2 separate regions of the Homo sapiens genome follow, and region 2 is linked to region 1. A link is a loop called in an ENCODE intact Hi-C map of the cell type or tissue named here. Cell type or tissue: K562. All regions are shown on one strand. Links, peaks and the distances in the headings refer to the core of each region. The heading gives the core; the rest is flanking DNA.

Region 1 (8,336 bases), core at 225-8,224:
TTAGTAATTTCTTTGTTCCCACATCTGAACATAGGCTGTTAGAAGCAGCCAGGCCACATCCTGAATGCTTTGCCACTTAGAAATTTCTTCTGCCAGGGGCTGGGCGCGGTGGCTCATGCCTGTAGTCCTAGCACTTTGGGAGGCCAAGGCAGGTGGATCATGAGGTCAGGAGATCGAGACCATCCTGGCTAACATGCTGAAACCCTGCCTCTACTAAAAATAATAATTTAAAAAAAATTAGCCGGGCGAGGTGGCGGGCGCCTATAGTCCCAGCTACTCAGGAGGCTGAGGCAGGAGAATGGCGTGAACCCAGGAGGTGGAGCTTGCAGTGAGCCAAGATTGCGCCATTGCACTCCAGCCTGGGTGATAGCATGAGACTCCGTCTCAAAAAAAAAAAAAATTTCTTCCGCCAGATACCTTAAATCATCTTTCTTTTTTTCTTTTTTGAGACGGAGTCTCACTCTGTCGCCCAGTGCAACCTCTGCCTCCCGGGTTCAAGCAATTCCCCTGCCTCAGCCTTCTGAGTAGCTGGAATTACAGGCATGCGCCACCATGCCCGGCTAATTTTTGTATTTTTTGTAGAGACAGAGTTTCACCATATTGGTCAGGCTGGTCTTGAACTCCTGACCTTGTGATCCGCCCACCTCAGCCTCCCAAAGTGCTGGGATTACAGGCATGAGCCACCATACCCGACCCAATTATCTTTCATTTTCAAACTTACACAGATCCCTAGGACATGAACACAATGCAACCAAGCTCTTTGTTAAGGCATAATATGAGTTACCTTTGCTCCAGTTCCCAGTGTGTTTGTCATTTCCATCTGAGAACTCAGCAGCCTGGACTTGATTGTCCATATCAACATCATCATTTTGGTCACAACCATTTAACTCATCTCTAAGCAGTTCCAAACTTTCCCTCATCTTCCTGTCTTCTTCTGAGCCCTCCAGACTATTCTAACCTCTGCCTGTTACCCACTTCCAAAGTTGCTTTCACATTTTCAGATATCTTTATAGCAGAGCCCCACTCCTTGGTACCAGTTTTCTATATTAGGCAATTCTTGTGTTGCTATAAAGAAATACCTGAGACTGGATAATTTATAAAGAGGTTTAATTGGCTTAAAGTTTTGTAGGCTGTGCAAGCATGGCGCTGGCATCTGTTCAGCTTCTGTAGAGGCCTCAGGAAGCTTTTACTAATAGTGGGACATGAAGTGGGAGCAAGCACTTCACATGGTGAAAACAGGAGCAAGAGAGAATGTGGGTGAGGTGCTACACACTTAAACAATCAGATCTTGTGAGTACTCACTACTGTAAGGACAGCACCAAGCTGTAAAGGATCTTCCCCCATGATCCAAACACCTCCCACTAGGTCTCACCTCCAACACTGGTAATTACATTTCAATATGAGATTTGGGTGGAGACAAATATCCAAACTATATCCTTTTGTGTGACTCAAAGTTGTGTTGTGTTGTTTTACAAAATTTCACCTTTTGCTTTTCAAAGATCATTTAACTGGCAAGGACTTCTAGATTAGCGGCTTTTATTCTTTCAATACTTTAAAGATAGTGTGCCACTTGTTCTATCTTTTATTATTTCTGATGAATCTCTTGTCAGCCTTACCTCTTTTCTTTTGTAGATAATGTGTAATTTTTCTGACTACTTCTGTTTTTATCTTTACAACTTTAATCCATTTGAATATAATGTTCCTTTGTGTAGTTTTCTTCGTTTTTTTCTTGTACATTGAATTTACTGAGCTGCTTTTGGTGATAGTTTTCATTAAATTTGGAACAATTTTGACCATCACTTCTTCAAATGTTTTCTTGATTTCTTCTTTTCTCATCTCTTTTGTGGGGACTTCAATTACACATGTATTTATCTACTTGAAGTTGTTCCACAATTTACTGATTATTTGCATTTTTTTAGTCTTTCTGTTGTGTTTATGCTTTCTGTTGATATGTCTTCAGGTTCATTAACATTTTCTTTTGTAATATCTGATGTGCTGTCAGTCTCTTTCAGTGTATTTTTATCTAAGACATTTTAGTTTTTACCTTTGGAAGTTTGATTTAGGCTTTTAAGAAAAGTTCCGTATCTCCTCTTACCACATTCGATCATTCCTCTGGTTCTTCAAACCCATGGAATATATCATCATAATTGTTAGTGTCCCTGTCTCCTAATTTTATCAATTTTCTGAGTCAGTTTCGATTGATTAATTTTTCTGCTAGGTTTTTTTCATTTTGCTTCTTTGCATACCTGATAATTTCTTTATTGGATGCCAAACATTGTGAAGTTTCCCTTGTTGAGTGTTAGATCTAATCGTGATTAGTTCTTGAGCTTTATTCTGAGATAGGTTAAATTACCTGAGACTTTCCTTTCAGTCTTGCTTTTCACCTTTGTTAGGAGGGGCAAAACCTGCATTTAGTGTAAGATTAATTTTCTGAAGCAAAATCCTTCATATGTCAGTCTAATCAGTGGCTCATAAGGTTTGAGATTTTAAAATTCTGGATCTTCAGAATAGTCCCCATTTCATGCTCTGTGTAAGATTTGGCATGTCTTCCCTCTAATCCTCTTAGGCAGTTTTTTTCCCAGCCTCTGATTGTTTCCTTACATGTATGTGCTAAGAAGTACTGAACTGTATCTTAGGAGTGACTCAGTGCAGGTGTCTGGAGTTCTCTGTCTACACAGCTTTTTATTCCGGGACTCAGCCACATGAACTTGAGCACACTTGGCTTCTTCATACTCCCAGGTTTATCTCCTCAACACTCACCTGACTGTACAGTGACCGCACTGTCCCCTTTCTCCAGGTAGTAAGCTTGGAAAATCATAGTCATACAGATGATCTCATTTTTTTTCTTCCTCTGAATGATCACTCCTTTATTGCCCATCTTCAGTGTCTTGAGTGCCATTGTTTCATACGCTCTGTCTTGTTTTAGTGTTTTCAGGTGGTGGGAGAAATCTGTCCATGTTATTTTATCTTAACTGGAAGTAGAAAATGTGATTATTAGAATGGGGTCATTTTTGGTATTTAAATAGACTATATAAAAATCTGCAGCAGCGATTTCAGGAGAGACTGGGAAATTACACAGGAACTGAGAGTCCTGGATTAGAGAACAAGATATGGTGAAATTTAAGAGGAGACAGAAATTTGATTATTTAGAAGAATTGGAAATTGGACAATGTAGGTTTATGAATAAAAAGTAAAAACAAAATTTATTAAGGTAGAGAATTAGTTTTATCTTACATTTACCTTAAGGAAAGGCATTCTCTAGCTGTCTGCTCTTCAGCCTTTGAATCATTGTCTTAGAACATTTCATTTGATTTCTGAATGAGATTACTTATTAAGTTTTAACATTCCAGAAATGGTGATATAAATGTAGTTGCTTATATCATCTTTCTTCCTTTAAAGCTTAAAGTTAACAGTGATAAAAGATAATGTGTATTATATTTACGTAGAAGTTAAATATATTTTATATTACTTTTTGAGCATGTCAGGGGAATTATAGTATAGTTATGTTAACTAGTAGATATATGGTGCCATCTAATGGCTAATATGAAAATATATTTAGTAAATACTTCAGTGCTTTGCCTAGTGTGTATATATGAAATTTTACTGTGAAATTATTGTTGCTTTAGATGTCCAAGGCGTCGTTTTTATTTAAACTCTAAGATATATTTATATTTTCATTTCAATTTATACTTTTTAAAATTCAGCTATATATTGGTCTGACTTTTCATCACGTTTAAAGCCATGTACTTGCAGTTAGCACAATTTAAAGTATATTCAATATAAAATTAGCATATAAATCAATTTTAATAAACAAGTAAAAATTACAGACCTCCTGTTTGCTATCTTTTACTTCTGGTTCCTTCAAACTGGACCCAATATGTAGTTATAAATTATGCCTTATAGAACCTCAGCTTTATTGTAAACAGAATTCATTTTCCCTCCACCTTTCATCTGTTTTTGTACATTTTACAAAATATATAAAAAATGTTAGAATATTGTATTAGATTGGTGATTTTTAAATGCTGTTCCAGATTGTTAGGGCTTCTCTAGAGCCACTCAGTCTGTGATGGAGATGGCTAAGTTTAGAAAATTAGCATATCAATGGCTCTAGAAGTCCTGCACTGAAAAACTTCTCAACTTTATTTAGCCCAATATTTCCTGAATACGTTTCATCATGGAACGCCCCCACCTTCCTTTTTAAAAATCTCACATCTTAATATCTGTTGATCTAGTGTTCCTCAGATGTCATTTTGGCAGTTGTCCTAAATTCCATTTTTAAGGATGAAGGAATATTTCACATATATATATATACGTATATATATGTATATATATACGTATATATATGTATGTATATTTCTTGTTTTAATGAAATAAAGTGTGTTGCTTTTTCTTATCATATGATAATACTTGTTATTTATCAAAAATTTAGCAGTATGCCATTTACCCTGATGTGATTATTACACATTGTATGCCTGTATCAAAATAACTAATGTACTCCATAAATATATACACTTATATATATACCCATAAAAAATTTAAAAAATTAGTAAATACAGAGTAATCATTGTTTCTTTCACATTCTTGTCATTTCCTCGTTAGAAAAAGCTTTGTCAGATTGGTATTATTACAAAGTTGGAGGTATCACTTTACCTGACTTCAAATTATACTGCAAGGTGTTAGTAACCAAAATAGCATGGTATAAAAATAGTCGCAGATTAGTAGAATAGAATAGAGAACCCAGAAATAAAGCCCCACACTTACAGCAAACTGATCTTTGATAAAGTCAACAAAATTATACACTGGGGAAAGGACACCCTATTCAGTAAGTGGCGCTAGGAAAATTGGATTGCCATATGCAGAATGAAACTGGACTCCTAACTCTCACCACATACAAAAAATAACTCAAGATGGATTAAAGCCTTAAATGTAAGTCCTGAAGCTGCAAAAAGTGTAGAAGAAAATCTAGGAAAAACTCCTCCAGACATTGGCCTAGACCAAGAATTCATGACTGAGACCTTCAAAAGCAAATGCAACAAAAACAAAAGTAGACAAATGGGGCTATATAAACTGAAAAGCTTCTGCACAGTAAAAGAAATAATCAACACAGTGAACAGACAACCTGCAGAATGGGGGAAAATACTAGCCAACTTTGCATCTGATAAAGGTCCAATGTCCAGAATCTACAAGGAATGCAAACAACTCAACCAAAATCCCTCAAATAACCCCATTAAAAAGTGAGCAACGGAAATGCACAGACATTTTGCAAAGGAAGACATACATATGGCCAAGAAGCATATGAAAAAATGCTCAACATCACTAATCATCAGAGAAATGCAAATTAAAACCACAAGGAGATACCGTCTTACACCAATCAGAATAGCTGTTATTAAAAAGTCAAATAACATCTAACCTGGCCAATATAGTGAAACCCCATCTCTACTGAAAATACAGAAATTAGCTGGGCGTGGTGGTGTGTGCCTGTGGTCCCAGCTACTCGGGAGGCTAAGGCATGAGAATCGCTTGAACCTAGGAGGCAGAGGCTGCAGAGAGCCAAGATCACACCACTGCACTCCAGCCTGGGCGATAAAGCGAGACTCCGTCTCGAGAAAAAAAAAAAAAAAGTCAAATAACAGATATTGACGGGGATGCAGAGAAATGGAAACATACGCTGTTGGTGGGAATGTAAATTTGTTAAGCCACTGTAGAAAGCAGTTTGCAGATTTCTCAAATAATTTAAACAGAACTACCATTTGACCTAGCAATCTCATTACTTAGTATAGGCTCAAGGGAAAATAAATCATTATATCAAAAAGATACCTGCACCTGTATGTTTATTGCAGCACTATTCACAATGGCAAAGATATGGAATCAACCTAAGTGTCTACCAATAGATGACTGGATAAAGAAAATTTTTTTTTGTTGTTGTTGTTTTTGCTTGAGACAGGGTCTTGCTCTGTCACCCAGGCTGGAGTGCAGCGGCACGATCATAGCTCACTCATCCTTGAACTCCTGGGTTCAAGTAATCCTCCTGCCTCAGCCTCCCAAGTAGCTAGGACTACAGATGCACACCACCACACCTGGCTAAAAAATGTGGTTTATATAACCATGGAATACTACTCAACTATAAAAAAGAATGAAATCTTGTCTTTTGCAGCAACATGGAGGGAACTGGAGGCCATTATTTTAAGTGAAATAACTAAAAAACAGAAAGTCAGATGCTGCATGTTCTCATGGGTAAGTGGGAGATAAATAATGTGTACACATGGACATAGAAAATGTAGTAATAGACATTGGCAACTCAGTAGGATGGAAGTGTGAGAGAAGGATGAGGGATGGGAAATTACTTAATGGGTACAGTGTATACTTATTCTGGTGATGGCTACGCTAAAAACACCACTATGCAATATATCTTTGTAACAAAATGGCACTTAAACCCCCTGAATTTATAAAAAACAAATAAATAAAAGGCAAATGTAAACCATGCTTGCTTAAGAAAACTGAAGGGGGGACAAGATGGCCTACTAGACACAGGGAGGAAGTACCATTCACACTGAGAGAGACCATATTATTGAGTAAACCACCTTAATTTGGGCAGATCTTCAAAGAGAAAAAGCTGAGAGTGAATGGAAAGGCGACACTGAAGCTGAGCATGAAGGTGGGGAAGCTGGGAACACTGTGTAGGTTAACTGAACCCTAGGACTAGTTCCTGGCCCTTAAGAGCTCCTGGGAAAGAGGTGAATGAAGGACCTGAGGGACAGCTCACTTTCACCACTGACCCCTAGGATCCTAGTTACTCGTCTGCTGTGGACATGCGAGCTGGCAGAGGGATCTTGCTGGGGATAGGCAGAGACTAATTTTCAGATGTTGCAGAGCCTGGGAGTTTTTGTGGGCTGGGTAGCTCTGTCAGAGAGTGACCATAGATGTCTTTTCCCTAGGGTTCCCCATCCCCCTTCAGGAAGTGCCAGCCCCAACTGACCTCTGAGCCAGAAAAGAGTGGGGCTGGCTTCGCCATGGAACAGGGGCACATCTGTTGTGCAAGCTCGCCTGTCGACTGCCCCTCCTTGGACACATGCCTAGCTGCCCCGCATGATTGAGTGCACAGTGTAGCATCTGCAGCCTAGCCTGAGTGCATTGTTTCACCTTATTTCTTTTCCTAGTGGCCCAGAAACACTTGTAATTCCTCAGCACAGCTGGAACCTGACCCCAAGCTGCGGGACATCTGGGTACCCCCAGAGCTCCAGCCTGCAGCCAAGATCTGTGGCCAGCACATGAGCTGGGGAGGAGACTGTATGTACCCTTAGAACACTGAGGGGGCGACACGCATGGGTTCCTGGACCAGGGTGGGAACCAGACATGCATTTCTCCTTAAACAGGGCCTGTCCAGAAGGGGTTTGGCATATCTCTCTGTTGCAGCCTCTGCCTGGGGGGCCTGGCAGCCCGGAACACCTAACAAAAGAAACTCAGGCATGGGCGCCCATGATTGGAGGGAGCTCCCCCAAGTGGACCTGGTGAGGCCATCTCTTCTCCTTCCCCTCTCCCCATCCCTGACTTCCCCACTGCAGTGCACACCTGTGAAAGTGAGGAAGTACCAAAGAGTTGTGTGGCTGGGTATTAGCCTAGCTACTGGCCATTACTCTTAAGTGCCAGCTACTGGATTGTAGCCCAAACTGCAACACCAAAAATCTGCTGATATATACACCTGTGAAACCAAGTGCAAGTGTTTACCTAAAGATGTTGTACGGAGCCCTAGTCCTCTGAAAGCACCCAGAATTGAAGCTAACTGACTATATACAGTTAACACTGCAGAACACCAACCCTCCAAGATGAGAGTCAGTGCTAGAACTCTGGCAATTCAAAAAGCCAAAGTGTCCCCCTACCTCCAAATGAATCTACTAGTTCCCCAGCAATGGTTCTTAACCAGTTTGAAATGACTGAAATAACAGTCATAGAATTCAGAATCTGGATAGAAGGGATGCTCATTGAGATTCAGGAGATAGTTGAAACACAATCTAAGGAATCCAGTAAGATGATCAAGGAGCTGAAAGAGGAAATAACCATTTTAAGAAAGAACCAACTGAACTTCTAGACCTGAAGAACTCACTACAAAAATTTTATAATACAATCAGAAGTATTAACAGCAGAATAGAACAAACTGAGGAAAGAATCTTAGACTTTGAAGATTGTTTCTTCAAGGCAACTCAGACAAAAACGAAGAAAAAAGAATTTTTTAAAACTGAAAAAAACCTCTGAGAAATATGGGATTATGTAAAGTGATTAAATCTAAGACTCATTGGCATTCCTGAGAGAGAAGGAGAGAGAAAAATAACTTGGAAAAT
Region 2 (8,336 bases), core at 231-8,230, 400 kb before region 1:
AAAGGTGGCCGTGGGGCATTAAACAAGATAATGCATGCAAAGTGCCTAGCGCGGTGCCCCACCCAGGTGCGTGGTCCAGGGCAGCGAATACTATAAAGCCTGGGAGCGATTCTACCTGGAAGTGAAAAAGCATCCCCCTCTAAGAGGAGAGCGCCTCCCTCGCTCCCTCTCCCCCATACACACGCACACAGGGCCAGAAATAAATTGCCACACGAGTGCGCGCGAGTGGCGGCGCCCAGCCGCAGCCTGCCAGCGCCAGCGAGTGAATGAGCTGCAGCATGAATGAGGGGAGCGGCTGAGTCTGCAAACAGGCTGCGTGCCTGGCGCTACAACTGCAGGCGCGCCGCCACGGTCAATGGCGAGGGGGTTGGGGCTGAGTGGGAGCGGCTGCCAGCAAGAAAGCAAACTGAAGCAGGCAGGGGACTGCACGGACTATCCAGGATTGTCAAACCCATGTCCTTGGAGGAAAGGCTGGTAACTCAGAGCTTCCTGACACAGCCCTTCGTCCTGAGTTCAGCCTGTCCTTCCTTTTGTACTCTATCCCTGGTAGGGGAAAGATCCTTCCTCTCCCCTTCTGGAAGCCAGAGTAGAGTGCCTAGCTGGGAAGGTTAATAGTAATGAGCGTCCAACCTGTACAAAAGAGGCACCTCTTGCATGGGATTGGGCTTGAAGGCGGTGTGTGACACACAGTCAGCGTTAACCTTGAAAACTCCTTAGAAAAGTGCCCCAGTGGAGACCTGCATATCACCTGTGAAAAAAACCAACAGAAGTATTATTTCCTCTCTTGTTGCAACAGTTCCCTGTTTTCTTGGTTGAGTACCAGATGAAGTAGTTGGCTTGCATTCAGGCTATGATGTACGAAAAATCATATATCTTTAAACACTTTAGAAACACAGTGAGATGAGATGCTCACACTGTGAAAGGCACGTGGGAGCTGGAACCAGCTGAAGAAATAGCAGATTCCTGTCTCCTGTCCTGTGCTCACCCTGTTTAAGTCCTTATTGGTTTCCCTTTCTCTTTCTCCAGTGCTTAGTGTTTAATTCATGTGCCTATAATGTGGACCCACTGCATGGCACTTTAGAGGTTGCAAACTGCTTTTGTGCCCATTGAAGCATTAGCCCTCCAAAGGAATGCTGAGAAATAGAGCAGGGATCATTATTCACATTCAGCAGATGAGGAAACCAAGGCCCAATATACTTAGCAGCACACTAAGAATAAGCAGCATACCCTGCTCTCTACAATGGCCCCTGTGTGTTGACCTCTCAGCTACCGCATGAAGCCCTAGAGAATGATCTTCACATCCTCTGTAAGAAGCACACAGTAAACCATAAGCAACACATAAATTATGGCTTGTCACTGCAGCAGGAGAGATTTTGTTAAACTTAAATGTAGGTTTGCGCCTTAAATAAACTGCAGGCAACAATTGAAAAACCTTCTCTCTGGGTCATTTTGTGAACAGAAATTGGCATGCAGAGTTGATCTTTGAAATGCAGAATGGCAGTGGCAGAAGGGCTGGGAAATGGAGTGGGTGGTCCTTGGAGTTTCTCTCCAGCCAGAAGCTTCCTGAAGCCTTTAGGTTCCAGAGCCTCAGCTTTGGCAAGCAGATGAGCCACTTGGGTTGCAACCCGTGAACTGGAAGTGAGTTCTGACACAGGCCCAGCCATTCACCTATGACACCACAAGGAGGGTGAAACTGTGACTGATGGCAGAGGGCTGCTCGAAATTTCATCTATCCCTGCAAAATATGAAGAATTACAAAGCATTAGAGATGGCCTAGTCTACATTTTCCAAAGGATGCTCTGAGAAACCCTAGATCCCCGGCACACTAATATTAGTGTTACAGAAGGAAAGAATTTCACTATCTACGAAATTTGGGAAATGCCAGATTAAACAGCATGTGTCTTTAATGGTCCTCAGAGCCTTTAATAAGCTAATGTGGATTGTGAATCTCCAAGAAGGGGGCCAGAGGAGGTAGCAAATCCACCCTACTCACAGAGAGTCACCCAGGACTAAGATACTGAAAAGCAAACTTCAGGGAACTTTAATCTAGTCCAATCTCCTCTGTTCACCAGAGAGGAGGATGGAAACTCAGGGATGTATGGTGATCTGCCTGGGGCTGCACAGCTACGGGATATCAAACCAAGACTGGAACAAGTCTGGGTTCTTTCTGGTATTCTTTTAACCCAGTGGATGATATAAAGTCCAATATGGACCAGAGTCTAGAAAATTGTGTGACCCAGCAAGAAAACTTCCCAACTTTTGCCTTTTACCCTTTTGTAACCAAGCGCTGATAGATTTCCATGATTCGGTGTGCCCCAGCCTGGAGGCAGAGAGCACATTCTTATTAGAGATGATCCAACTGATAACCTCCCTCCCAAGGCCCATAGGCTTTTCTGAGTCATGCTCCCAAAGAATGGAAAATCCCGGAAGCAGAGACTATAAAGCAGTCTTAGGGTAGACTGATTCCTCTAAGGTCAGTAAAAGAGCCAGGCATGATCCAGAAGGCTCTGAGCCTGCTCACTATGCCCCAGAGTGATTCATGCCTCCTTGCTCAGAAGCCCCTAGTGACAGCACCAGCAAAAGGAGGGTGGCTCTTCCCATGGGTAGAATTGAGAACCATTATCTGTGAGCTTAAGATTGCAGAGGTGCTACTCAAAGATGCTCTCCTTCCCTGTCCCCATATCCTCTGGTTTGTCCATGCCCAGTTTAGGAACACTATGATTGTTCCTACACTGTACACACATTGTAATGGATTGGAGTGGATTGGATTAGAGTGGAGCGGAATGGATTGGATTGGATTGGATTGGATTGGATTGGATTGGATTGGATTGGATTGGATTGGATTGGATGGAAAGCCTTTGAATTATAACGTGATGCTCCTAAGACTCTGGATCACCTAATTAGGAGCGTAACAGTTTTAAGCTATTAGCCCAGCTGATACGTTTAATAAGCACCTCAGGGCAGGTCCCTAAATGGCTGCAACTCAAATAGAAAACTTTGGGTAGGTAGGCCACATGGAGAGTGGGGCAGACATGAGAGTGCAGAGAGAGAATCCGGCCAGTGTGGGGTCATGAGGTGACCTGGCAGTTTTAGGGTATATGACCACAGTGAGGAGGCCACTGCAGACAAAGCTTATCTGCCTGAGAGTTCCATCTCGGGCTAGTGGTGCTCCCTTTACTAAATGAAGCTGGAAAAGGAGGAAGGACAGAGAAGCTCCATGGAAGGGGCATCTGCCTCCTGGGCTCATGGCCCAAGCATCTCTCACCAGCTTCTCATAAGCAAGCATCACACAGCCTGCCACTGGGAGCATGGAAAGGGCTGCACTCAGAGGCAGCGTCCACCCCAAGGCTGTACTGCCTGCCCTTTAGGAAGAACTTTCCCCTCTGTAGCCTCCTCCACAGCTGCAGAGTTTTCCCCCAAGAGGCCAGGAAGTTCATCCAAAAAATACAATTGAGCCGAAGCTAGGAGGCAGGTACTGCACTAGCCCCAAGGGAGGCAACAAGATAGCCAAGGTCTTTGTCTGTGTGGAGTTACTTCCTATAGAGGAGATCAACCTCAAACAAGTAAACAGGGTGCTTTGAGATTGTCATACTTATTACAGAAGAAAGGACTGGCTCACCTAAGAGAGAGTGACTCTGGGTGTGGGTAGACGGACTCTAGGTAGAATGGTCAGGAAGAGCCTTGTCTAGTGTTGCAGGGAAGTTCTTCTGACCAAGAACCAGACACGGATCCCATCCCAGGCACTAGTGTCCCTGAAATTATGATGACAAGAAAGAAGCCAAGCAGATTTGGCCTTCTATGGCCATTCCACCCTCTCCTGCTGCTGTGCCATGGGCAGAGCCTCACAGCAAGGACTATAGAGAGGGAGGCCCTGCTGCGGTCCCTTCCCAGGGCTCAGGTCTTCTTGCTATAGGCTCCTCTCTAAAGCAATATAAAGAATACATCCACCCACCTTCTATACTCATCTTAAGTCTAACTCCTCCACAATGCGCTCCCCAATCAACCCACCCCCAAGCTTTTCTCTCATTCACTCATTTAGCAACCATGGGCTGGACCTTTAGTGAGTGCCAGGAACAGTAGTAGGTTCTAGGATTTCAAAGATGAGTAATACATGGTCCCAGTCCTTTAAGCAGACTGGCCTGCATTCTTAGCTCCTTATTTATATATCTGTGTTTGGTCTTCATAACCTGATTGTAAGCACTTTTAAGGCCAGACTCCTATCATAGAAATGTCTATTTATAGCCCAAATTGTACACAGGAAGTACTCAATAAATGAATGTTGAATGAAGGAGTATTACCTCCACGACTCAAAGATAGTTCCATGAATAAGGTAATTTTCTTTGCTAGGAGCCATTTTTGCAGAATATTCTTGAGAATCTTGCTGTGCTGAGGTGCCAGGCGCCTGAACCAGCCACAAAGCCGACATCCTCCAAGTCTCCTGAGCTATCGATGTGAAAAATCAGCCCTAAATCTCAGAGAAATCTGTGGCGGCTGCTCCTGAGCTTTGAAACCCAATGGAAATTGTTGCCAGAAATAGAGTGAGAGGCGGGGAGTACTTTGGAAACAAATGAGAGCAATATTGGAGCTTCAAGCTCCTTAGAATTTGTTTTCTTTTCCTCTGAAAAGGCCTAGATTACAGAAGTCAAGAGAGGAGGGGGAGGACTTTAGCAGAAAGAAGCAGGATGCAGCCATGGAAGGAACATGGGCACCCCTTTCAAAGCCCACTGTTCAGACCTCCACCACACAGGGCATGGGAGTCTTGAGGCGATCACTCTGGTTACAGAGGGGTGGGAAGGGAAAGCCAAAGCTATGGGGGTTTCAGATCTGGGCCTTTGAGTTTTCCACATTGCACTGAAGATGGAACTAAATGGTTAGGATTCAGTGTATGGGAGGAGGAGTGGGCGGGAAAGATGTTTTCTCATAGCCTAGCTTCGGCTAAGAATACTATGTTTTTAAAGCTATTTAAGAGAGAAGGGAAAGAAGGAACAGTGAGTACAGATCTGCTAATGAGGTGGTGCAGCCTCCTGGAGAACAGGCCGTCATTCCATGGAAGCTCCAGAAGAGGGAGTGATGGACGCCTGGCTCTTGGTCCCAGAGCTGGAAGGCGGCTCTTCATTGGCTGGAAAAGCAGCATCCACAGCCCTGTTGTTCTGTGGAGAGGGGAGAGAGCAAGGATGGGGGAGGCACATAGGCGGCTGATTTTGCTTTGTTAAATGTTCAAACCTTTGCCCTCATCCCCTACATTCAAGACTTACCAGCAGCAGTGTATCCGCACAGCAAGAAGTATTTTTGATGTCCCCTGGAGACTGGGTCAGCTAAATGAGGCTCTTTAAACCTGATAAGATTAACATGCAATAATGGACAATCTCAAATTTAAAGTACCCCATTTTTCTTTTTGCAGCCTGTAAAGCGAGTGAAAGTTCATGCATTCTAGATGCCAAGCACCCTGATAAGTGGAAGCTGCTAGATTTGGGACTCAGGATCTACAGAAGGGCATCTGGCTAAAGATATCCCCCGACTCTTATATTCTATCTTCCTCAGAGAGATCTCCACCAGTCAGGGTCCATTTGTCTCCACCTTGTGTACCGTGCCCTCGAAGTCAAGTGTCAGCCCACCACTGCCAGTGAGACCTCCTCTGGCCAGTGCCTGCATCCTGAACTGCTGTGGTCCCTCTGGGCTGCCACCCTGCCAAGAGGAGCAGATCAGCAAATGGGCCAGAAGACCCAAACACAAGCTACCAGATGTATATTCAACTAGGTCAATCATGAAGGAGTTTCTCACATGCATTTTTTAATAATAAATAGCCACCAATTATTATATAGCCAGGTTGCAAGTTGACACATTATTAAAATGTACACCAAAAAAATGCAGCTTCCTATTTCTTATAAATCTTTCTCATGAACTCCCATCCCATCAGGCAGCAAAAAGGGGAATGGGGAACTTTAAGTTTGAATTTGTCCATTGTAGCGTATAAATCTCCCTTTGGGTTTCAAGAGTCTCGTTTAGCTGACCTTATGCCTTTCAGGAAAACATAGCCTTGAGATGGCCTTTCCTCTTCCTGCTCTACTTCAAAGTGGCATTTTATGTTGTAAGGTATTTACTAAACCTTGTTGTCATATGGGAGAAGGGGGCCTCAGACTTCTTAGACTTATCAGGGACCCTGGATTCCACAGTCCTCTGGATCTCATCAGAAGCTAACTAGTGACCTCTGAAGTATGACTGGTCCCACTGGTTCACAGGGATCATACTGACATACTCTACTAAAGGCCCTGATCCCAGCTGTTTGCTTACCTGAAAAGCCCTGGTCATCACCGTCTCTTCTCACCAACCCCAGCCAGCTGGCCGTGACCTGCTCTACATCCCCTCATAGGGCCATGAGCCACAATGAGCTGGTAAATGTTTAATGACAGGTCTTGGGGCAAGGGGGAGGTGGAGTCAGGCAGAAGCCCTGATTGTAGCTGTTGCCACTGTCCATGGTGTAAATATTCCTATTAGGCTGGGATTGATGGCTTATACCTGTAATCCCAGCACATTGGGGGGCGAAGATGGGAGGGTCACTTGAGCCCAGGAGTTCGAGACCAGCCTGGGCAACAGAGTAAGACCCTGTCTTTGGAAAAAAAATTAATATTTGGCAGGCGTGTTGATGCATGCCTGTAGACCCAACTACTAGGGTGGCTGAGGTGGGATTACTTCAAGCCCAGGAGGTTGAGGCTGCAGTAAGGAATGATCACACCACTGCACTCTAGCCTGGGTAATAGAGCAAGACTCTGTCTCAAAAAAAAAAAAAAAAAAAACTCCAGTACTCCTACTGTGGTCACTTTCTAGCTGCCAACATTAACACCAGAGAGGTGCACAGCTGACTCTCATGAGCTGACATGAGCCGGCCCTGGGGAGGTTTTGGAGTCTCTGCCCAGCATGAGGCACTATCTCAACTCACCTCCTCCCTCGAGGCCTCCCCATGATTCCTCACTGCCCTGTTAGATGTGGTTGCAGGCAGCGCTCCTCCTAGGCTTAAAGCCTCCCACCAGCAGGGTCCTGGTAAGCCACCCCATCCATGTCACCTGTCTCCCAATTCCTGACCAGATGCTCTACTCCAAGAGAGCGAAAGCAAAGATCTGTGCTTTGGAAAACTACACCATCTGTCTCCCCATCCCCTTTCCAGGATCTACTTGGACCAAAAGTATCCATCTTTCCACCTCCTCTTCCCCTCTGCCAAGAGCCTCGCTTGTATCATATTCTTCTTATTCCCAGGGGTCTAAGTCTCATAGTTGTGTTTTAATGGCAGAAGAGGTTCCCTCTATTCCATGAAACCTATTTTACCACGAGTCCTCCAGATGTGGATTATCAGGAATGAAATACATCAACAAATGTCTCCAGAATATTATCTCTGTTACAACTGTTTAAGATTGTAGCAGAACAGAAAAAAAAATAAAAATAAAAAAGAAACAACTGTTTATCATGTGTATCAATGTCTGTATGTGCACCATTTCATTTAACCTTTACCATATCTTAAAGGGTTTTGTCCCCACTTTACAGATAAGGAAATAGATTCAAAGAGGTTAGTAACTTGCCTTAGGCAAGGCCATTTAACTGGTAACTAGCAAAGGTAGGATTTGAACTCAGGTTGGCCTCCAAAACTATGCTCTTCACTTAATGCTGAATTGTAGAGGAACAAACTTTCTTTTTGTTCAAAGGCTATTATTAATACAAGACCCCATAGAGTCTACAAGTAGTTTTTCTCGAGTGGGGAAGGAAGGTTATTGCCCAAGAGGGGCAGCTATTAGGCATATTTTCCTATTTCTCCATCAGGTTCAAGGAGTATGAGGGAGAGGGTGCTGGCAGAAATGGTGTCTCACTCATCACTCCTGGACACCTGGTACCCTGCCATTAGCTGTTGGAGGGGGTAGACAGAGTGGAATATCCAAAGGAACAGAGATTCCCTCCAACCATTTAACCCCACCCCAAAAACATGTTTCTCTCTAGTATTCATGAGCTCAGTCAGGGCACCCCCCAACCAACCCCAGATGCTCCTGCCAGAAACATGGGAGTCCTCTCAGACTCCGTCTGCCCCACCATATGACACATCGCCTAATACTGTAGATAACTGGACTCCCAGAATACATCCCAGGTTCATCATTCTCTCCTTCACTCCCATCTGGCCCGAGCCACCATCATCTCTCTCTTCACATCTCTCTCCCTTCACAGATCAGCCAGAGTGAACTCTTTAAAACATCAATGGTGTAATAACTCCCCTGCTAAAAATCCTTCATGTCTTCCCATCTCACCTAGAAGAAAATCCAATGTCTTAAACAGAGTCTACAAAGCCCTTTATTGTC

Evidence for each region. A loop is a pair of places that touch in the nucleus more often than their neighbours do. Peaks named below come from ENCODE experiments on the same cell type or tissue, not always from the same donor. Only the 100,000 strongest peaks of a DNase experiment are listed, where the experiment ranks them.
Region 2: it touches region 1 in a loop (3-fold over the local background); 13 of 110 quality-filtered maps call a loop at or near these places.

What each region holds. Positions count from the first base shown.
Region 1 is chr1:209,986,227-209,994,562 of GRCh38, forward strand. All of the region lies in intron 2 of SYT14 (synaptotagmin 14), which reads left to right. Among named protein-coding and RNA genes, the nearest start is that of SYT14, 52 kb to the left of the region's middle. RefSeq lists an enhancer at 7,132-7,632. In K562, for the core only: a CTCF peak has its summit at 3,529 (motif pointing left); no DNase peak of the experiment used is centred there.
Region 2 is chr1:209,585,571-209,593,906 of GRCh38, forward strand. The region is part of intron 1 of CAMK1G (calcium/calmodulin dependent protein kinase IG); the gene reads left to right. It overlaps LOC107985256 (a long non-coding RNA gene), which reads right to left and starts at 795. Exons shown (of 3, transcript XR_001738443.2): 1 at 631-795. In K562, for the core only: a CTCF peak has its summit at 5,039; a DNase peak (open chromatin) is centred at 5,081; H3K27me3 peaks cover 2,839 bases.